Regions from separate parts of the Homo sapiens genome. Here region 2 is linked to region 1. The links are chromatin loops, found by intact Hi-C in ENCODE. Cell type or tissue: PC-9. All regions are shown on one strand. Each heading gives the region's core, and the rest is flanking DNA. Links, peaks and the distances in the headings are about the cores only.

Evidence for each region. A loop is a pair of places that touch in the nucleus more often than their neighbours do. Peaks named below come from ENCODE experiments on the same cell type or tissue, not always from the same donor. Only the 100,000 strongest peaks of a DNase experiment are listed, where the experiment ranks them.
Region 2: a loop joins it to region 1, with 13 times the contacts of the local background. A loop is called at or near these places in 3 of 110 quality-filtered maps.

Annotation. Positions count from the first base shown.
Region 1 is chr5:424,355-435,428 of GRCh38, reverse strand. AHRR (aryl hydrocarbon receptor repressor) reads right to left here. Exons shown (of 11, transcript NM_001377236.1): 8 at 7,423-7,622; 9 at 2,905-2,966; 10 at 2,482-2,623; 11 at 1-1,576. The coding sequence ends at 595. It overlaps PDCD6-AHRR (PDCD6-AHRR readthrough (NMD candidate)), which reads right to left. Exons shown (of 13, transcript NR_165163.2): 10 at 7,423-7,622; 11 at 2,905-2,966; 12 at 2,482-2,623; 13 at 1-1,576. Among named protein-coding and RNA genes, the nearest start is that of EXOC3-AS1, 13 kb to the left of the region's middle. RefSeq lists enhancers at 4,032-4,151, 4,292-4,571, 10,119-10,738. In PC-9, for the core only: CTCF peaks have their summits at 4,087 and 4,293 (motif pointing right); no DNase peak of the experiment used is centred there.
Region 2 is chr5:35,986-47,059 of GRCh38, reverse strand. LOC105374602 (a long non-coding RNA gene) reads left to right here. Exons shown (of 3, transcript XR_001742541.1): 2 at 9,422-9,513. Among named protein-coding and RNA genes, the nearest start is that of PLEKHG4B, 51 kb to the left of the region's middle. In PC-9, for the core only: a CTCF peak has its summit at 4,603 (motif pointing left); no DNase peak of the experiment used is centred there; H3K27me3 peaks cover 6,863 bases.

The DNA of each region.
Region 1 (11,074 bases), core at 1,220-9,219:
GAGTGGGCTCACGGACCCCTTTCTCCGCGTGTTGTATTTCTAATTTGCCGTGTGCTGGCCTCTACAGTGCACTGTGGCGATGGGCTGACCCTGCCTGCACAGCACAGGCTGGGAGCTGCAGGTGGCCTGGGAGGGCTGAGCTAGGTGTGTCACCCGACCGCTTCATCCCCGACTGCGGACTTGGGAGCATCACCCGACCGCTTCATCCCCGACTGCGGACTTGGGAGCATCACCCGACTGCTTCATCCCCGACTGTGGACTTGGCAGCCATGGGACGGGTGCTCGCTGCCTCTGGGGCATGAAGCTGTCCAGCCATGATCACTTTCCTAAAGATTTTAATTCCTCAAAGAGAAATGCTGTCATGCTTGAATAGACTTAAGGCCAGTTTTCATTTAAGAACTGTTGGGATATTTTACAAAATTCAGGATAGGCTCCTGCGTATGCTGCACACACACACTAGCAGACTGCGCATGCACAGCTCTGCAAAGCGTGTGTCTTAGGACGGGCTCCGGCCTGACCAGGAGCAGGGCAGCCCAGCCACCGACGCATCTGAGCGTAGACACACAGATCTGAGCTTGGATGGTGGTCACTGCGCTATGGCAGGAATGTGCACCCCGAAGCTTGGGGCGGGACCAGCGTGGCCAAGGCACTTTTGGGCAACATCCCGGGCACCATTCCCTGGCTGTGAGTAGCCCACTGGGGTGAGTCCAAGGGCTCCCGCTTGACCACAGGGGCGGCCTCAGCAGCTCTGCAGGTGCAGGACTGTTCACCTCGGCCCCGTGCACAGAGCTGGTGGGGAGGCTCCGACTGGGGAAGGCCGTCTGTGGGCTCCAGGCAGGCACAGTGTGCAGGGTGGAAAGGGGTCAGCTCCCTGCTGCGCCCAGCAGTGGCCCTCCCATGGGGCTGAGCCCCCCGCACGCCGTGCCCCAGGTGCGAGATGTACACCTGTTGCCGAGAGTCTGGCTCTGTTTTCAGGTGCATCCTGGTAGGGAAGGTGGCTGGGTGGCTCCTGTCACTGGCCCCCAGCCACACCTGGCTGGGCACACAGCCGTCTGCAGCACCCTCACACCCAGAGTCCTTCTCCATCTTGATGGACACATCTAGCAGCAGCGTCGGACCACACAGGTCCCCCGGAGGCATCGGTACACCTTGCAGCTTCATGTCCTCCATGGGATAGCCCCTCGTGGCAAAACGCTGAGCTCCAGGCTGAGGGAGCTGGTGCTGCAGGCTCCTCTGGGGAAAGTGGCAGAGGGGAGGGTGCACCTGGTCCTCACCGACATCCCGCATGGGTCTGCTGGTCCGGCTGGAGTAGGCACTGGGGGACGGGCTCGGCGGGTGAGAGATGGGCGAGTTCCTGAAAGTGCCCTGGACACACGGGCAGGGCAGGCAGGAGCCGCGGGGCATGGGGCGCAGGGAGGGCGGGTCATTCTTGCTGGGCTGCAGCCTCGGCCTGGCACCATCCTCACTGTGCTTTCCCGCTGTCCAGGGCAGGGGCTTTGTGGGTCCTGGAGTCTCCCTCCGCCCTGTCACTCCAGAGGCCCTGCTCAGCATCCTGTGCTGCTCCTCCTCCCTGTCCCTGCAGAGAAAAGACGGGGCCCATTTGACAGCAGCTGAAGACACCAGGTCTGGCTGCCCTGGGTGGGGGTCTCTAAGGGAGGCTACGAAATCAGGACGATGCTAAATCTGCCAAGGCTGCTACACCGACCCCTCACTGCGCTGTGCCTTCTAACCCCCCCAGCAGCCCAGGAGGCTGTGCCAGCACCCCACCCCCACTGCGTGCCTGGGGCGAGTGAGGAAGGCCCAGGGTGGGGCGAGGGTGCAGGCTTCAGGGAGATGTCTCTGTGAGGCCTATGCCAGCTGTCCAGTGTCAGCCACACCAGTCACTAGCGTTAGGGGTGGGGAAGGGCGGTGCAAATGGTCCCAGGGAACTGCAAAGCAGAAAACACCATGTCCAGCAGTTTCTGTGGCCAAGCTCTGCTGCTGACCAACAGGACACCACGTGCCTTGGGACTGGCACTGCATGACTGTGAGATGGTGACCTGGAGAGTGGGGAGGGGCCTGTGGGGCACAGCTGGGCTGGTCAGGAAAGGGGAGGAGGCCCACCTGGGTGGCAGGCAGGCCCTGGGGAGGGAGAGGGGGGAGAGAGGGCTCTGAGCAAAGGCAAGATGAGGTTGGAGCCGGGTGACCCAGGGTCCGAGTGACAGGTGAGGGCGGGTCCCAGAGCCCACGGGGCATCCTCGCTCCCAACATCCCTGGACCACTGCTTCCCGGGGTCAGTCCCCAGCGACACACGTGACTTCCAGTCCGGGAAGCTGTGTGGACAGCTCCACAGAGAGTAAGGTTAGCTGTGGCTCGTGTGGTGGCCAAGGCTGCTGTCGTCTTTTTTATTTTTCTTCTTAATCACTCCCCCACCCGCTCTTTGGCCTCCACGGTGACTTAGGGAGCTGCCAGGGCTGGGGGAGGCTGCCTGGCACCACTTACCCTGAGCCCCCCTTGGGGTCAAGGACAAGGTCAGGGCCACCCCGGAGGCACAGGCATGGGGCCCTGGCGGGAACCTGTGCCCATCGGCCAGCGTCAGTCTGTTCCCTGAGCACCAAAACGCCGCTCTCTCTGCTGCTCCTTCCTGTTGGGGTTTAGAGGGGGGGGAAGCCGTCACGGTGCGAGCTGAGGAGCTCCTGGAAGACGGTTGCTTGTTCTCAGCAAGGCAGGACCCATCGGCTCCTCAGAAATGCACAGACCAGAGCCCAGGAACGGCACTTGTCCACAGCAGGACAGACACCAAGTCTCTGCAAAATGGCTTTTCCATGGAATACGCCAACATCTCCACTGGGCGGGGAAGCTCTCCAAGGGCAGAAACACATTTTACCCATGTGGAAAAGATCAGATAAGAAATGTTCTAAGTACCTGCTGAGTAATTGGGTTTTCCATGCAGTTCCGATTCGCACAGACTGGTGGTGGCTTTTACTCTGTGAAGAACACAGATGAACATGTGACATGTGACGGATGAACAAGATGACATGTGGATGAAACATGTTTTGATGGTAGAAATTAATAATGACAGGTATTGCTGTCACACCTGAGCAGTGAAGACAGAAACAATAGTTCACTCTTGTTTAATTCTTTATAGTGTGGAAAGTTATTTTCTCAGTTACAGGTTTACTGAAAATATTGTCACGTCACTTTTCAGGCCAATGAAGGGCTAATGAATTTGCTTCAGAAAGTAGAAGGATAAAATCATAGGATGATTTTTAGAGCTTATATTTTTTTCCTGGAAGGCCAGAAAGAAAATACGGTCCATTCTCATGACTCCAGGTAGTTATGTTCCAGGAAGTGAACACTGAGGTGAGTTGGAGACCAACTCACACGGGACATGTGTGTGTACCCACACACGCATCACACTGATCTGAATCTTAAATCCCAACAACTCACCCTGGTAGATTCTATTTTCTTTTGCTTTTCAAAAGAGAAACAGTAAGTAGCGCTGCCCCACCAGCAGGTCCCAGAGTTGAGTTCAAACCCATCTGACTGGCCCCACAGCCACAGCTCCGGTGCTGCCCTCCTCTCTGTCCTCTGGGCACCTCCAGGAGGCCCATGACTAACACAAGACTCACAATGCCCCATCTATGTCCATGAATGGCTGCAAAGCACAGGGTGTGTTGACATGGGGGTCCCAGTGAATTATGGCGAGCAGAGGAATTCACAGAATGGGCTTCAGGAAGAGGCAGATCAAGATCATGTCACAAAACCCCTGTGGGAAAAGCTGTGGAAGACTGGGGGGCTGTTGGGGGCTGCTAGGGGCCGCTGCTGGGGGCCATGGGGGCTGCTGTTGGGGGCCGCTGGAGGCTGCTGCCACTGCCTCAGGGCTCTGATTCTGCAGAATGCACCTTGCATCTTGCACCACTGTGGTGCCCTGGACCACAGTCCTGCGGCTCAGGACTGGTGGACCACAAGGTGTATCCTGAAAGCCGGCTTCTGAATCCAGCTCAGAGCAGGGTGGGGAGAATTCCAAAAGCCTTCGGCTCATGGGAGTCAGTATTCTTGGTTTGGCAAGTTTTCTTCCCCCTTCTGAGTTTGAATAACATGTTTGTTGAGCTGAAGTTGTGTGCCAGCTTTATGTGCCTTGGGCTCCACCCCACCCTCACAGCCCCACAGGGGGTCTCGTCCAGGCCGCAGGAGGAGCGCTGTGACCTTCGGCCCCACACCTGAGCTTGTGATCCCACACCTACGCTCCACCCCAGGGCCGGGACAGGGCTGTGCGCACACAGGGCCAGGCCTGCCCTGCCCTGCTCTGACACCAGGGGGCTGCGTCCCCTCTGCTTCTAGGGTTGGGAACTCCCAGGGAAGACCGGGCTTGCCATGTGCAGTGGAAACTCCACGGTGACGGTAAGCGGAGGACAGTGTTCCAGGGTTTGCGTGGTCCCTGTAGGTGCCGGAAGACCTGGGCCCGAGCCCTGCAGAGACCCCAGGTCCTTTTCTGTGCACCTATGTAGCATTTACTTCTTTTCCCTTTAGAATTCTATGTTCCTCCCTTGCACTCTACATTTCCATCCTTTAAAATAAGGTACATACATTTAATTTAAAACCTTCCAGAGATGTGTGGGCCTCAGCAGGCTGACCCGTGTCCTGGCCGTCCCTGGAGCTGCCCTCTGTCCACCCTCAGACAGCAGCAGTGAGGTGGGGCTAGCAGGGCCCAGGCAGAAGCTGCTCATAAGCAGAAATGAGTAACGAACGTGGAAACCAACACAGCATGAAAACCTTCAAATAACCGCTGCTGCTGTCAGACTGTAGAGCTGTCTAAACGGTTATCTGAAAGAGGTCAAAGGTGAGGATGGAACTCACGCCCACAACAGAGACCACCGTGAGTGCCGGCAAGGTGGCCTTGGGGCCTGCAGACAGAAGCCCTTCACAGTCAACCCTGGACACTGAGCAGGGCGTCCCAGAGCCTCCAAGGTCCTCCTTTGCAGGTCCCCTGGGGCGAAAGGGCCCTCGGCCGTATCCTCTGCATCGGGAAGCCAGCAGGCGTGTGACGGGGTCCTCCCAGAGGGGGCTCAGTGGCGGGTCCTGGTGCTCCCACGGAGGGCACGGGTGTGAATACAGAAGATGTGCTGCCCGTCAAAGGCGCCAAAGAACAGGAGGGACGGCAGCGTGCCGGGTGCTGCTGAGTCCCAGATCTCAAACTAGTTCGGGAGCCTGGACTCTGACAAGGTCAGTCAAGACCGCATCTAAAAAATGAAATTGAATACTAATGGAAGTTAAGGAATGCAGCTAGAATTCAAAGTCGGACCACAAGGCAACACACGTGACTGCAACTTAAGATCACCCCAACGCGCCTGCCACAGCAGGTACAGCAGTAAAGGCAGCGCCCAGAACAGGGCGGGGACGTCTGCTCCGGTCTGCACAGCTCCATCTGCTGTGAACATCCCCGGGGCTGTCCATGCACAGAGGAGGAGCATCGGAATCAGGACATATCTGGAAACCGTAACCCGGGGCAAGGCAAACAGAGCAGAGAGCGCTCAGCCAACACAGGGCCGTGGCAACCCCAGGCAGTGAGATTCGAGTCACACCACGAAGAATCTGCTCTCAAGGTTCTGTCTGAACCCAGCAATGTTTTCCGTGTGGGGTTTGTGCAGCCTCAGCCAATCACTCCTGGGCGCTATGCCAGAGATTCCCACTGGGCTGGCTGGGGAGCTGAATTCGACGCCTGCTAAGATTCCTTTCCCACTCAGTATTTGCTACCCACAGAGTGGGGAGGCCACGAACAAAGCGGGCTGCCCAGTGGCGGCTGCAGGATCGCGCGGCAAGGCTGAGCTGCACTTGGTTACCAGGGCCTGGGCCTGCAGCGCCGAGGGGCCGAGGACAAGTCGGGTGGGTCTCGGAGTCACAGAGCAGGAGCACCTCACCGACAGCCAAGGACCCGGGGGCTGAGGGCCAGGGGGCAGGGGCAGGGCCGGCCCAGACCACCCCTCTGCCCTGCGCTCAGCCCCGCCCCATCAGGCTGTCCCAGGAGGAAGTGGCAGGAGCGGCAACTCGCCCAGGTGGCCGGGGAAGGGGTCCTGCACGATTCTCTGAGAGGAAGTTGGATCTCCGGCATCCTGGCGGCCCCGGCCCTACCTCACTCCTGCAAGATTCTCTGAGAGGAAGTTGGATCTCTGGCATCCTGGCGGCCCAGCCCTACCTCACTCCTGCACGATTCTCTGAGAGGAAGTTGGATCTCTGGCATCCTGGCAGCCCCGGCCCTACCTCACTGGTGTGTTCCCAGCAGGTGGAACACAGTTTCTATAGGCACAGCATTTGCATCTCTCCCAGCACGCAAGGCAGACTTAACACATTCTAGGAAACTATAGACACGAATCCCCAAGGGCAGGGGTCCCCAGCCCCCAGCCACAGATTGGTACCCGTCCATGGCCTCTAGGAGCCAAGCTGCATGGCAGGAGGTGGGCCCTGCGCAAGCGAGTGAAGCTTCATCTATATTTACAGCCACTCCCCACTGCTCGCGTGACCGCCAGAGCTCCACTGCCTGTCAGCTCAGCTGGGGCATGATTCTCACAGGACTGTGAACCCTGTTGTGAACTGTGCATGTGAGGGAGAGCCCTAGGTTCGAGCTCATGAGAATCTAATGCCTGATGATCTGTCACTGTCTCCCATCACCCCCACCCCCGCCATGGGGCCGCCTAGTTACAGGAAAACAAGCTCAGAGCTACCACTGGTTCTACATTATGCCAAGTTGTATAATTATTTCATTATATATTACAATGTAATAAAACAGAAATGAAATGCATAGTGAGTAAACGTAATGTGCTTGAATCATCCTGAAACCATCCCCCCACTCCCAGTCTGTGGAAAAATTGTCTTCCACCAAACTGGTCCCTAGTACCAACAAGCTCGGGGACCAACAGGGTGTTTTCTACTTCTGAAAGGCTGAGGGAGCTGTGGGTAGGCCTGGGTTGGCCAGGGACGAGGACCAGCTGGAGGGGCAGCTGTGCCGTTCACCCTCCATCTGCCCACCAGGGACGCATCTCTCCGGCATGTCCTGCAGCCGGGAACTACCTCCACTTGTCCATAGACAGACGGTGTGAAGGGCGGGCAGCCAAGAGATGGAGAAAGGCAGGGGCCACAGCCAGCTCCGCATTTTCTTGAGGACACGGGGTCAGGACACTTATTCTGAAACTGGTTCTGTAACAGGATGATTTAGGAATGAATCGATACAGGCAACGTTTGGTGCCAGTTTGCAAATACGAGTTTGAAAAACATTGTTTCATCTAATCGCTGCTGCCTATGTTGTGTAATGACTTTTACGACACGAAACTGACTTATTACTGGCTGGAAATGAAGAAAGAAGACACAGAAAACACTGAGTGTGGAGGTGTTTTGTGGGGGCCGCCAGCAGGCACCATGTGGCTGTGAAGGGCGAGTCTTACTCACTTTGCATCCGCGGTGGCTGCGGTGTCTGCTCTGGGTTTTGCCCTCAGGAGCGCGCTCCTCATTTTCATCTCCGCTGCGGAGGGGAGGAGAACGGGTGCCGCAATGCAGAACAGCGACAGCCGCGGCGGGAGCATGGCTCCTGACGGCGCCTTCTTCTTCTGTCCAAACAGGAATTTTAGTTTTCCTTGAAACTGCATCGTCTGGTGTTTTAAAGACAGAGAGGAAGGCGTGTTCACCAAGTGGCCTGGCAAGGTGGTCACAGGACACAGAACTCAAGGGCGCGACAGCGGCTGGAATTCGTAGGGAGGCAGCTCACCATGAGTGGCTCGGGACAGCAGAGCCGCAGCTGCCAAGCCTGTGACCCCCGGGCCTGCAGAGTGATTCGATGTGCTTGAATCATCCTGAAACCATCCCCCACTCCCAGTTTCTCTGGAGCCGCGGCGACGGCCTTTGACAGGTTCATTCCCGCGTGTGTGCCTGTTCATGTGTGCCACCCCATGCGCAGGTGGCACGAACTGCGCCTGTGGGACCTGCCACCTGCCCACAGCCGGGCCAGCGGCAAACCCCTGGCAAGAATTCGCAGGAGTGGATGATCTCCAAGGATTGTTTCAGCTTTAACACTCCATTTCCAAATTATCAATTCTTCATTTGTAATTATGAAATTTAGGCACGACTTGATTTTATTTATCTAGGGTGTACAGTGAGACTTTAAAAGCCAGCAAGTAAGCTAGGAGTTTGTTATATAAGAAAATAAAATATCTCTCTACAAAGGGAAGGCTGATGTATAATTTAGTTGTTTACCAAGGGCCTTCAGGGGTACTCCTGCCTTGTATGGAAGAATCACCCCACAATGTGGCTCCACCCTCTATCCTTATTTCATCCATCTATCTTTCTATCCATCCATCCATCCACCAATCTATCTTTCCATCCATCCATCCATCCACCCATCCATCCACCCACCCATCCATCCATCATCTTCCCATCCATCCATCCACCCACCCATCCATCTTCACATCCACCCATCCATCCATCCATCCATGTTTCCATCCATCATCTTCCCATCCATCCAGCCATGTTTCCATCCATCCATCTTCCCATACATTCATCTACCCAGCCACCCACCCACCCATCCATCCATCCATCCACCCATCCATCCATCTATCCATGTTTCCACCCATCCATCATATTCCCATCTATCCATCCATCCATCCATCTTCCTATCCATTCATCCATCTGTCCATGCATCCATCATCTTCCCATCCATCCATCCATCCACCCATCTATCTGTCCATCTAGCCATCCATCCACCCATCCATCTATCCATCCATCCGTCCACCCATCCACCCATCCATCTTTCTATCTATCCATCCATCCATCCACCCATCCGTCCATCCATCCATCTTTCCATTTGTCCATCTATGCACCTACCCATCCATCTTCCCATTCATCCATCCATCTGTCCATCTATCCATCCGTCATCTTCCCATTCATCCATTCACTCATCCATCCATCCATCCATCTTCCCATCTATCCAACCATCCATCCATCCATTCACCCATCTTTCCATCTGTCCATCCATCTTCCCATCTATCCAACCATCCATCCATCCATTCATCCATCTTTCCATCTGTCCATCCATCCATCCACCCATCCATCTTCCCATCCATCCATCCATCATCTTCCTATCCAACCATCCATCATCTTCTCATCCATCCATCCACTCATCCATCCACTCATCCATCCATCCATCCATCCATCTTCCCATCTATCCAACCATCCATTCATCCATTCATCCATCTTTCCATCTGTCCATGGATATATTAAACAAATAATAAACACCTGCTGTGTAGCAGTCACATAATTGGTGGGGATTCAAGGCAGCGGTGTGCTGGGAAATGTTTAACATCTAGCTCTCCAGGGGGAAAAATTCCCAGATATGCAGTGTTTGCCAATTTTTTTAGTATAAATATTCCCAACACAGCTGATTTCAAGCTCCCAAGTTAATTTCAGCCGAATCTCAAAAACTACCATTTTCAGTTGGCCCTGTGGGTGGCATGAGGGAGCTTCCATGACACCCGCATTGCCAAGACTGCACCACTCAGGGTGAAAGCCGGGAAGAGCCGTGAGGTCCTGCAGGGTCTTGGTGTATTCTGTGTCAATACAGGAGCCCTTTATGGTGCTGTGGATGAATGGATTTTAATGGGAAAACAGAATCAGACACGTATTTGTGTAAACCTTATTGCAATATTTTAGCATCAATCTAATTTCTCTGGCTTGTTTCCTCCATTCAGTTCTTTGTTTGACAATTCCATTTTAAACTATATTCCAGTGGCTGCACAGTAAAATCCTTCCAATTTTGGGTCACCTAGAAATAAGAGTTTTTAATTAACCAGGAATTGGTTATACAATTTTAAAAAACGAACAACATTCCTTAGCCAATAAAAGTAAGTATCTTAATTTCCTCAAAATTTAGAACAAAATACCAACAGTGAAACACTGTCTCTACTAAAAATACAAAAAAATTAGCCGGGCGTGGTGGCAGGCGCCTGTAGTCCCAGCTACTCAGGAGGCTGAGGCAGGAGAATGGCGTGAACCCAGGAGGCGGAGCTTGCAGTGAGCCGAGATTGCACCAGGCACTCCAGCCTGGGTGACAGAGCGAGACTCCATCAAAAATAAATAAATAAATAAATAAAACTTTATTGTCCCTAGCTACCTAAATGAAAGATGTGCCCTGGGGCGTGTGCGTGGCAACAGATCTGGGGCCTGTGGAGAGCTGGTCCTTCCACCAGGCACCCAGTGGGTGGGAAAGACACAGAAACAGGCAGACCCACAGGTACCTCTGCCATGGGGACCGTCTGCACCCAAGGTCCCCAGGAGGTCATGGGTCCACAAATGGGTGGAAAGCTGAGCCCAGGGGGCCTGCCCAGCTACAGTGCTGGAGTCAGAGGGCCTTGTGGGGTGCTGGGGTCTGAGGGCCTTGTGGCATTGAATTGCAGCCAGGAGACAGCAAGGGCCACCACTGGGGCTCTGAGGGGCCATGACCCAGGGCTGACTGTGCTGTGGCCAGGGGGACCACAGTGCCTGGAGGGTCTGCAAGGTGGGCAGGGCTCTGGGACAGGGTGGGAGGCCTTTGCCCTGACATGTCCGATGGGGAGGAGTTCTCTGATTCAATGAGGAGCTGGAAGAAGAAATGGTCAAATAGCAGAAGTGAAAACCCCAAGTATCTGTTTGCAAGAGAAGAGGGTGAAACCAAAAAGCTCAGCAGATGCCATGGGCTCAGCCACTCACGCCAGCCACAGCCAGAGGCTCTCCCAGTTTGCCAGCCCTTGGCAGATGTGGGGCACATTTTAAAAAATATTTTAATAAGTTTTAAATAAAGGTACAACTAGAGTATAAACCTACTGCAGAGTTTTACATTCTCATCGACCTGGCTTGTCCACCACAGCAGGCCTCACGGTTGACTCATCACGCATGCCCAGAGGCGTCACAGCCCCACACCATCGCCGGGTGCACAGAGCTCAGTGCCCAGCCCTCTCCCACCCACCAGAGACACATGGGTTAACACCCCCATACCATCACAGGGTGCACAGAGCTCAGCACCGGCCCTCGCCCCCCCACCAGGGACACATGGGTTAACACCCCCACACCATCA
Region 2 (11,074 bases), core at 1,011-9,010, 390 kb after region 1:
TTGGCCAGGCTGGTCTCGAACTCCTGGCCTTGTGATTTGCCTGCCTCAACCTCCCAAAGTGCTGGGATTACAGACGTGAGCCACCTGCCCAGCCAGGGCCTTGTTTTTAAAGAAAAAAAATTATATATATATATAAAATATACTGGTGAACATTTTACTCAATATTTAAAAATCTGTAAGACCTTTCAGTACATAAAGCTTATATAACAAAATCTAGCAAAAGTCTATAAAATCTAAACACATTTCTAAAAGAAAGGGTGGTGCCACGAAAGTTTACATGCTGAGGCTTTCAGGGTGGCTGTGCTGTGTTGGATGTGGGCAGTGTTCTCTGTCTCGTCGTTTTGCATATATGACAGTTCTGGCTCACAAGAGCCCTGGGAGCCCATCTGTCAGCCTGCATCTTGTGGCATTTGGCAAGTAAGATCTGTTTAATATAAGGTGTCAGTAAAGCCAAGGTTATGATATCTAAAAATAATCAACACTAATTCCCTAGAAATTTAGTCTCTTTTGACCAAACCACTGGTGCAATGTGGAGTTACTGCATTATATGTAAGAAGAATAACACCCTCACTCCAGCATCTGAACCAGAACTGACACTCGGTGGTGATTCCCCCTTTATTCTAGGAGGTATTAATGTTAGCTATGGCAATGTAAAACCAATGTTTTTGGAGGCAGTAGGGGCAGAGAATGGAAAGTCCTCTACAGCCGTCAACATGGGGAGTGAGACAATGCAGGTGTTGACTCACGGAACTGGACAAGAATCTGCTGCTCCTTCTCTACTTAGAGTCTCTATCATTTGCATAGAAGGCTTAAACGCAGGGAAGGCATGAGGATTCCGTGTAAACTTCAGTAAGCTGCATAAACAGAGGCGGTGATGTTTTATGTCTCTGATCTTTTCCAAGGACATCTGGCCTCCGGGTTGCAGCGCGATGCTTACTAACAGAAGCTGACTCAGTTGTGTTTTCTGGTTTTGGGGAATATCTTTAATCTCCACATGAATGTTTATAAACCGTTGGGGCTAAACATGAAAGTCACTCTTCAGGTGCCGTCTCCACCTAGCCAGTGTGTACATTTTCTTTCTCTCTCTTGCAGCTGTTCTCTTCCTACAGACTGAATGAAAATGAAAAGGAAGTCATTTCTGCATGTGTCACAGAGGCATCCTTTGGTTCTAAAGTGAGCTGAGTTGGATTCCACAAGCATGTGGTCCTTGTAGCATGTGAATAGGATTCAGGCATGGACGAGAAGGAAGGGTTTTGGGGGAGACTGTAATCGCCCTGTCCAAGCTAACCCTCCAGCTGTGCAGGTGACAGGCTTGCCTGAGTTTGTGTTGTGTGTGTGTGGCACAGCTGCTAATGTAGTGTCCAGAAACATCTTACAAAGTCAGCATTTCCCTACATGTAGTTTTATGTGGGTATAAATTCATTTCAGTTCTTGCCATGAACATTTGTACAGTGCTTCCAATTGAGGGTTTGACTGCCTCATATCTGGAATCCTTGAGGTTTATCCTTCTGGGAGTCAGTGTCATGAACATTTTCCCCCTAGGTCAAGAGTCTGCTGTCAACATGATGTTCTCTAATTACACGGCTTCGTACAACTCCCAGCTCTGTGGACATATGTTTTTGTATTTAAGGCATTCCTTTTTTTACCTGTTCATAGATCATCCTTGACTCTGCTCTTTTCCCACTGCCTTTATCTCAGGTCCTTCCCAAGGTTTCGTCCTGGCTGACTTCTTTTAAGTACTGGAAGTAGAGGTTGTGGGGTCAGTCAGCCGGGCTTCCGATCCCTTCTCTTCCCATTACTTGGCAAATTAAAGCTGTGTTTAGGCCTTATTTATGTCATCCTGGATTTCTCAAGAGTTACAATTTTTAGATATATTAATTACAATTATAGGATTGTTTAAAGATCAAACAAGACAATGTATATTGTTGTGTTTTGTAATTTGTTGTTGTTGTTGTTTGTTTGTTTCAGACGGAGTCTTGCTCTGTCACCCAGGCTGTAGTTCAGTGGCACGATCTTGGCTCACTGCAACCTCCGTCTCCCGGGTTCAAGCGATTCTCCCGCCTCAGCCTCCCGAGTAGCTGGGACTACAGGTGCCTGCCACCATGCCCAGCTAATTTTTGTATTTTTAGTAGAGACAGGGTTTCACCATATTGACCAGGCTGGTCTTGAACTCCCGACCTTGTGATCCGCCCGACTCGGCCTCCCAAAGTGCTGGGATTACAGGCGTGAGCCACCGCACCTGGCCTGTAATCTTTAAAGCTCAATAGAAATATAAGATCTTGCTATTATGATGCGATTATAAAATCTTTCATTCTTTGCTTTTTCCTTGGTTGCTGGCCTAGAAATTGAATCAATTCTGTTCTCTTTTTATTTTTTAAAAATAATCTTGATCATGTGAAATTGCTGATATTTTAATATATTGCTGATGTTTGATCTATTCGAATGGTAGCTTCCTATGATTTCTTCTAATAGTTAAAATTCTATCAGGCTGGGCACGGTGGCTCATGCCTATAATCCCAGCACTTTGGGAGGTCAAGGTGGGCAGACCATCTGAGGTCAGGAGTTTGAGACCAGCCTGGCCAACATGGCGAAACCCTGTCTCTACTTAAAATACAAAAATTGGTAGGAGAACCACTTGAACCTGGGAGACGGAGGTTGCAGTGAGCCGAGACTGCACCACTCTACTCCAGTCTGGGCAACAGAGCGAGACTGTGCCAAAAAAAAAAAAAAAAAAAAACAAAACAAAACAAAACAAAATGAAACAAAAAAAACCCAAAAGTACATCCAAGTTGTGTACTGAAACGCCAGACAGTGCCACTAAGTGAATGATGATATAAAACTCTTATTTCTTATTTTGCTACGATGTTAGGTTCTTAACAATCATTCCGCCTGCCAGTTTACCTTGGTGTTTTTTCCCATTAAGATTGGTTTCCCTTCAATGTCTGGTGATTCTTCGTTGTTCACATTTAATAGTGACACATGAAGAAGGAGAATGAGTCTGTGTTATCATTAGTGAAAGGGTCGTCTAGATGGTGATTCTTCACTGTTCACATTTAATAGTGACACATGAAGAAGGAGAATGAGTCTGTGTTATCATTAGTGAAAGGGTCGTCTAGATGGTGATTCTTCACCGTTCACATTTAATAGTGACACATGAAGAAGGAGAATGAGTCTGTGTTATCATTAGTGAAAGGCTCGTCTGGAGGTGATTCTTCACCGTTCACATTTAATAGTGACACATGAAGAAGGAGAATGAGTGTGTTATTAGTGAAAGGCTCATCTAGATGGTGATTCTTCACTGTTCACATTTAATAGTGACACATGAAGAAGGAGAATGAGTCTGTGTTATCATTAGTGAAAGGCTCATCTAGATGGTGATTCTTCACCATTCACATTTAATAGTGACACATGAAGAAGGAGAATGAGTCTGTGTTATCATTAGTGAAAGGCTCGTCTGGAGGTGATTCTTCACTGTTCACATTTAATAGTGACACATGAAGAAGGAGAATGAGTCTGTGTTATCATTAGTGAAAGGCTCGTCTGGAGGTGATTCTTCACTGTTCACATTTAATAGTGACACATGAAGAAGGAGAATGAGTCTGTGTTATCATTAGTGAAAGGCTCATCTAGATGGTGATTCTTCACCGTTCACATTTAATAGTGACACATGAAGAAGGAGAATGAGTCTGTGTTATCATTAGTGAAAGGCTCGTCTGGAGGTGATTCTTCACTGTTCACATTTAATAGTGACACATGAAGAAGGAGAATGAGTCTGTGTTATCATTAGTGAAAGGCTCGTCTGGAGGTGATTCTTCACTGTTCACATTTAATAGTGACACATGAAGAAGGAGAATGAGTCTGTGTTATCATTAGTGAAAGGCTCATCTAGATGGTGATTCTTCACCGTTCACATTTAATAGTGACACATGAAGAAGGAGAATGAGTCTGTGTTATCATTAGTGAAAGGCTCGTCTGGAGGTGATTCTTCACTGTTCACATTTAATAGTGGCACATGAAGAAGGAGAATGAGTCTGTGTTATCATTAGTGAAAGGCTCATCTAGAGGTTTTACTTCAGGGAGTTGATGGGGTTTCCGCATGTTAGTAAGTGATGCCTTTGGTCTGGATGGTTTCCTTTCTCTGGAGAAAACCTTCTCCTCTCCTCTCTGGAAGGCAGGTGCTTGCTTGTTGGTTGTTGGTGTTCTACTCACTGGTTACCCGAGGGGTGGGGTGCAGGCATCGGTGAGGGAGGATAATGAGGGTTGACTGTCAATGTACAGATTTTAATCAACCCTCCTGTTTTCTGACGCCTGCCTCACTTCTCCGCCCCTCACCCCCAGGAAGGACCACAGATGATGCTCCTTCTCGTGGAGTCGAGGCCATCAAATCACTTTTTGTCTTTGAGAGAGAATGAGTGTCGGCTCTCACATGCTAAGCACACATTAATTTCTCTTATCATTTATTCCCACCTAGTGTGTGAGTGGTTTTGAGAGAATCCTGTATGGCATGGTCCTCAGGCGCTTGACAAAATTGGTCCACCCTCTCCCAGGTAATCCTGGCTCTAGGCCCTCTTCCATGTCCTGGCCTTCCCCAGCAGTCCCCTGGAGCCCTCTGCTGACCAAAACTCTACACTGAAGCGCCACCCAGAATGGTGGCCCGTGAAGGGTTCCCAGTTCGGGACACGTTATTCCTCTTCTGTAAAAATTGCACCACTTTCAGATAGACTCTCAGGCAAAGGCACAGAAAATTATCTGATTAGTTTCATGATCTTTTAGAGGTTTCATCTGAGCCAGTAGTTTTCAAAATGAGTTGAGGGTTTCATATCCTAAAATGTTGCATTTAAATTCTAGTTAAAAATAGTTTAACTACTGTATTTTTCCATTCTAAGACAGATGTTTTTTCCCATGCTTTACTTTTTGTGGCGTTAGCATGTATCTTACAATTGATCCACTGCATTTAATATGATGAGATTGCTTCTGTTCTTCTAAAAAATTATGAATACTTTTGTGACAGGTATTGATTTAATAGCATCTCAGAATGTAAAACATCCATGTTACAGTCATTAACTCTTCTACAATATTTAGATGCAAGAAGGTCATATTTCTTTCTTTTTATAAGTCAAATTATATCTAGCAGAAATTCCCATGTATCAAGATATGGAAGATTCCAGTTCACAGAGGTTCCTCATCATATTCTGTGCCAGACACAGGAGGCTGGTATGGTGGGACTTCATGCTCCTCACCTTCCTATCTTACTACTTTTCTTGTGACTGCCAATTGCTGGCCCTTTACTCTGAAGGGGGTGAGAGGACCACTGCCCCTGGCACTGGGGAGGGATGCTCCTCACAGCACACGAAGTGCCAAGAAGGCAGCTGTCAAATGCTGGAACCTTGGCCACACCAACCACATCTGGGGAATTGCATGTGACTAGGGCCTAGCCCATTAGGAATGCTCCTCTTCTGGGAACATCTCTTCAGTATCTTCGTTTTGATTTCCCATTGGCTAGTCCAGCTTACCCCCTTAGATGATTCTAGATCTCCCCAGAAAATACCTAGGTGAGAGTTATCCAGGCATATTCTCTTTCCCTCCTTTAAACTCCTAAAGGCTATATTGCGTGTGTGTGTGTGTGCATGCGTGCGTGCGTGAGTGTGCATGCATGCGTGTGTGTGTGTGTGTGTGTGTGTGTGTGTGTGTGTGTTAACAGAAAGGCCTAATCTGCAAAAACACAGCTTGGTCTTCAGGAAATAGATGGGAAAAGGGAAAAGGGCTGCTTTATTATTTCCTGGTGCTTCCAAAGCACACACAAAGAAGATATAAGTTAGTACTTTCTCTAATAATTCCATCTGTAACAATGAGCATTTAAAAGTTGTGATAATACATTTAAATACCATGCCCATACAAGTGCATTATAAAATGTAGCATTAATGAAACAATTAAATGTCCCAACTTAACCTGTCTTCTTGTAAGCCATGAAATAAATTTCTCCCATGATCTCTATGTATATGTTTACCATTTGTGCAAATATACCACTGAATAGAGCTTGTAGACAATTTTTATTTTGACAGCAGTCCACTCATGTAAAATTGCACACAAAAATACTACTATAACCTATGTGCATTCTAGATCCAATTCAATGTAAACCAAGGCCCATTTGTTCATGCATGTGTTTTTATGATTTTGTCTGTTCCTTTTCTGATTTACATATTTATAATACAGAATGTGAGAAGAGTGAGCTCTTTCTAGTTATTTAGCTTTAAGATACAGAAAACTGTTCTAGAATCTTTAAAAAGCAATTGCAGGAATTTTTTAAAAGTCTCTTGAAATTAAAGTCAAGTTTTTTTAAAAGTATTCTTTAAAACTACTTTTCTGTGTACATCAAGATTTATCAATAGCATATGAACAAAATAAAACAGGAAAGGATGGTAATGGCCACCTCATATTGCTTATTTCTTTTATAATAACTAAGTCATATAAATTGAGTTCACAAAAATATTTATATTAATGAAATTATAATTTATCATTGGTAATGTTTGAGTTTTTCTTGTGCATTTTTATGTAGCAAGAAAAAAAGCGTTTGCTATTAAAAATCGTTTTTAAAAAATCGGAGCAAGCCTAAGCCCCTTCATTTTACGAACACAATAACCTGAGGCTCATCAGTGCTGGTGACTCACACAGGCGCACACTCAGCATTGCTGGATGTCGGCTCAGGATCCAGAATGCATTTGGACAACACATGCTACATTAATAAATGCACTTTAAAATAGGCCCATGTTAATCCCAAAGTAACTAAACATGTTGGATTTGTAAAAGAAGATGTGTATGAATGAGGACATGGCATTTCGACATGAGTTCTGATTCCCGCCTTTCTAAAAGCAGAATCTGCAGTCCATTTTCCCATTGCGAGATTTCAGAGAGCCTGGCGGCACTTACAGCAGACATCAGAGATGCCTCAGCGTTTCAGATGAGGGCGGTAAAGACCTTCTTTGTTACATGAAAACCTTTGTTTTCCAGGGGAGAAAACACAGGTTGGGTCTAAACTCAATCCTCCTATTGATATATTTTAGTGACGCTGAAAGAGGTTGTTGCGTTTGGCAAGTGCATGTGGAGCTGTGCAGTCCTGCACCGAAGCCCTGCAGTCCTGACTTCTGAGTGGAGCTAGAGGAGAATTATAATAATGTGTTTGCACTACTTGCCCAGTCGTAAAAAATAGCAAATTTTTTTAAGGCATGTTTTTAATGAGAATAAAATAGTCTAACAATGTTTACACACCTATTTTAGTTATTATATTCTCTAAGCTATTTTTATCCTCACAACCTTGGAAGCACTCCACCATCTCCATTTCAGAAAGTAGGCAGTAACTGAACAAAACTGTCTACTTTTTTAAAACAGGATTTATTTCATTAAGAAAGTTTATAGTTTATGTAATTAATACCGTTTCGTGGTCTGCATTCAATGGGTGTTGGCATCTGCACACTGTCGTGGGTCTACCGTTGTGGTGAAATCACACACGGTGGTCTCACTGCCCTAAACGTCCAGGGCTCTCTGCCCATCCATCCTTTCCTCTCCCCAATCCCTGTCAACCACTGATTATTTTACTATGTATGTAATTTTCCCTTTTCCAGAATGTCACGTAATTACATAGATATTTTACTATCTATGTTATTTTCCCTTTTCCAAAATGTCACATAATGCCCACAGCAATGAATGCGAGTTCCTGTTGCTCCACATCCTGACCAGCATTTGGTGTTTTTGGTCTTGTGGATTTTGGCCATTCTAATAGGTGTGTAGTGGTATCTGACTCTTGTCTTAATTGGCAATTCCTAATAACATATTATACAGAGCATCTTTTCATATACTTAATTTCCATCTGCATATCTGTTCAGCTTTTGCCCATTTTTAATTGGGTCATTTGTTTTCTTATTGTTGAGTTTTAAGAGTTCTTTGAATATTTCATATATGAATCCTTAGATGTATTTTGCAAATATATTCTCACTGTCTGTGGTTTGTCTTTTTATTCTCTTAACAGTATCTTTCACAAAACAAAAGTTTTTTTATGTTAAAGTTCAACTTCCCAATTTTTTTCTTCGTGGATCATGCTTTGATGTTGTATCTAAAAAAAATCACCAAATCCGAGGTTATCTAGAGTTTTTCCTTATGTTATCTTCTAGGAGTTTGAAAATTTTGCGTTTCATATATTGATCTAATATCTACTTTGCATTAACTTTTGTAAAAGGTGTAAGGTCCGTTTATAGATTCATTTTTTTTTCTGCGTGGATGTCCAGTTGTTCCAGCACCATTTGTCCATTGAATTGCCTTTGCTCCTTTGTCAGAGATCAGTTGGCTGTATTTCAGTCTGTTTCTGGGCTCTCTGTTCTGTTTCACTGATGTATGTGTATGTGTCTTCTGTTTTGCCTTCAATTAAAAAATATCTAATTGCTACCTCAATTTGCTTATAAATTCTCATTTGTAAACAGAAAAGCATAAATTAATGCCTGGGTATCTTTTAGGGTAGATGTTGCATTGAATACAATGAGCAGAATGAGTTATAATCTTAAAAAATATAAAAATTTGACCATAGTGGTAACAGATTTACACACTAGTGACATCAATGACAGAGTCCATTGCAATATTGCTTCCTCCCATAGCCTCAGCTCTGCTTCACACCAGGTAACTACCAATCCCTTCTGTGCTTCATTCAAGGATTTCTGTGGGGTGGAAAGCAGAAATATCATGATATCAGTGGAGAGAAGAAGGCAGTTTCCCAGGCTGGAAGCAGTCAGATCACCAGTGGGTCCCAACACTGCTCTGTAGCAATGCCTACAGGGTGATAGAAACAGAGACAGGGTGCAAATGAGGTGGGTGCAGGCCCTGGGGTTCCAGTGTTTCCTGGTTCCCATGGTCTATAAGATGCTAAGAAATGAAACCTTCTGGGCTTTTGGGGGCTCCTGTGGAATTGGAAAACGAGAAAGTGAGCAGTGACAATCTAGACTGATTATTAGAGGTACTTCTCCCACTTTTCAGAAACCAAGGAGCCTTTGATTAGTAGTGAAATTGTGGCACCCCAACTACAGTGGAGTGGAATGTCCTGCTATTCTGGAGGGGTGATGGCTCAGGGTCAAGACTGGACTAATTAGAAAAAAAAATGCACTCCAGGAATATCAAGTCCGAAACAAAGCTCATTTCTCATGTGCGCTCCAGGAGTATCAAGTCCAAAACAAAGCTCTTCAAACCACCTAGGAAGAGAAAACAGCATGACAAGGAAAGGTATATTTGTCTGATCCCAGGAATCAATATAAACATCCATGATAACTGCACCTTTTTAAAAAATATATGATTTCGATGAGACAAGAGAAAGAGACTGATTGTTGCTGAGTCCCTGCTGCAGTCCTGACACAGCTCTCCTTATTTTGTTGATGCTCATGAGGACCCTGATGTCTGAGGAAGAAGGTTCACATCCAACTCTGCCCCTGGTGTGTCACGTGCCGGCCTTGTCAACGCACACGAGAACCTGACAGGGTGAGTGTTATAACCCAGTCATAGAAAAGGAAACTGGCTCTAAAGTGTTTGGCATCTTACCCAAGTTCTGACACTTAGCAGAGGCCTGAGTTTAAATACAGCCTCGTCTTGCTCTTCGACAGCCTCAGCACCACATGCCCTGGGTGGCCCACGCAGTGAGTCACTGACAGCCCTCGTGGTTGGCCCGTGGCACAGCATGGAGCAAAATGGCCCACTGACCTTTTCAGACACTCGGGCAATGCGTGATATTGGGTATGTGGTCACTCCCAGTGAGTTCTATTGTTCAGGTTAATAGAATAGCTAATTCTATGTTTATTGTGAATAAAGGGAGATTTCTTGTGGTTTTTAAGAATATAAATCTTATCTATTTTGCCTACAAGTTGGAAGTTCCGATGCTATAGGAAGCATAAGTGCAGGTTATAATGATGGGTCTTTTATAAGACTGAATTCACATCAAACTGAATCAGTAACTCCAGCTGCATGAACAGGGTGAAACATTAAACATTTAATGAAAATAATTCCTTTCTCAGGTCACAGCAAGGACTAAATATGTCCAATTATCATGCCCACTAAGAAGATGTATTGTGATATTTGCAGTTAATCACTAATTCAGTTCAAAGGATATTTATTAATTGCTCTGGGCATAACATCAATTGGAAGCAGTGTGTTCACATGGAAACAAAACTTACCTGAGACTCTAAGTCACAACTTTCCATGACCACCACACATATATTTTTTTTTTTTTTTGAGACGGAGTTTGGCTTTTGTTCCCCAGGCTGGAGTGCAATGGTGCGATCTCGGCTTACCGCAACTTCCACCTCCTGGGTTCAAGCGATTCTCCTGCCTCAGCCTCCCGAGTAGCTGGGATTACAGGCATGCACCACCATGCCTGGCTTATTTTGTATTTTTAGTAGAGACAGGGCTTTCTCCATGTGGGTCAGGCTGGTCTTGAACTCCTGGCCTCAGGTGATCTGCCTGCCTGAGCCTCCCAAAGTGCTGGGATTACAGGCATGAGCCACCGCCCCCGGCCGACCAGCACACATTTCTAATTTGAAATACATATCTAAAGCTTCAAATGCATAAATAGATATCCCAATCTAGAACTAAGTCAATAGTTGCTTTGAATTAATTGTTTAAATTATCCTGGGAATCGGAAAGATATGTCTACATGAAACAATAAAGGCTATATTAGAATTAGTAAACTTTAGAAGGCCATTTTAATCCTAATATATAAACATACTACCTAGGCACACTGTTTAAATACATCTGCAACCTACTATTTTTAGATTTAGGTAAATCATTAAACCTGAAATTTGGAAAAGATTCCAGTGTTAGAGCTCTAGACTATGAAACTTGAATGTTTTTCTAAACTTTTTTAGTTTTATCCAGAAATACAGATTTTCCTGCCACCGAGAACTGCAAGAAATTTCACTTGGAGTCTCCACATAGTCAACCATGTGATGGCAGCATCAGCGTAACAGATACTATCACAAACATCCTGTGACTTTTATATTTTTTTTAATACTTTAAATTCTGGGATACAGGAGCAGAACCTGCAGGC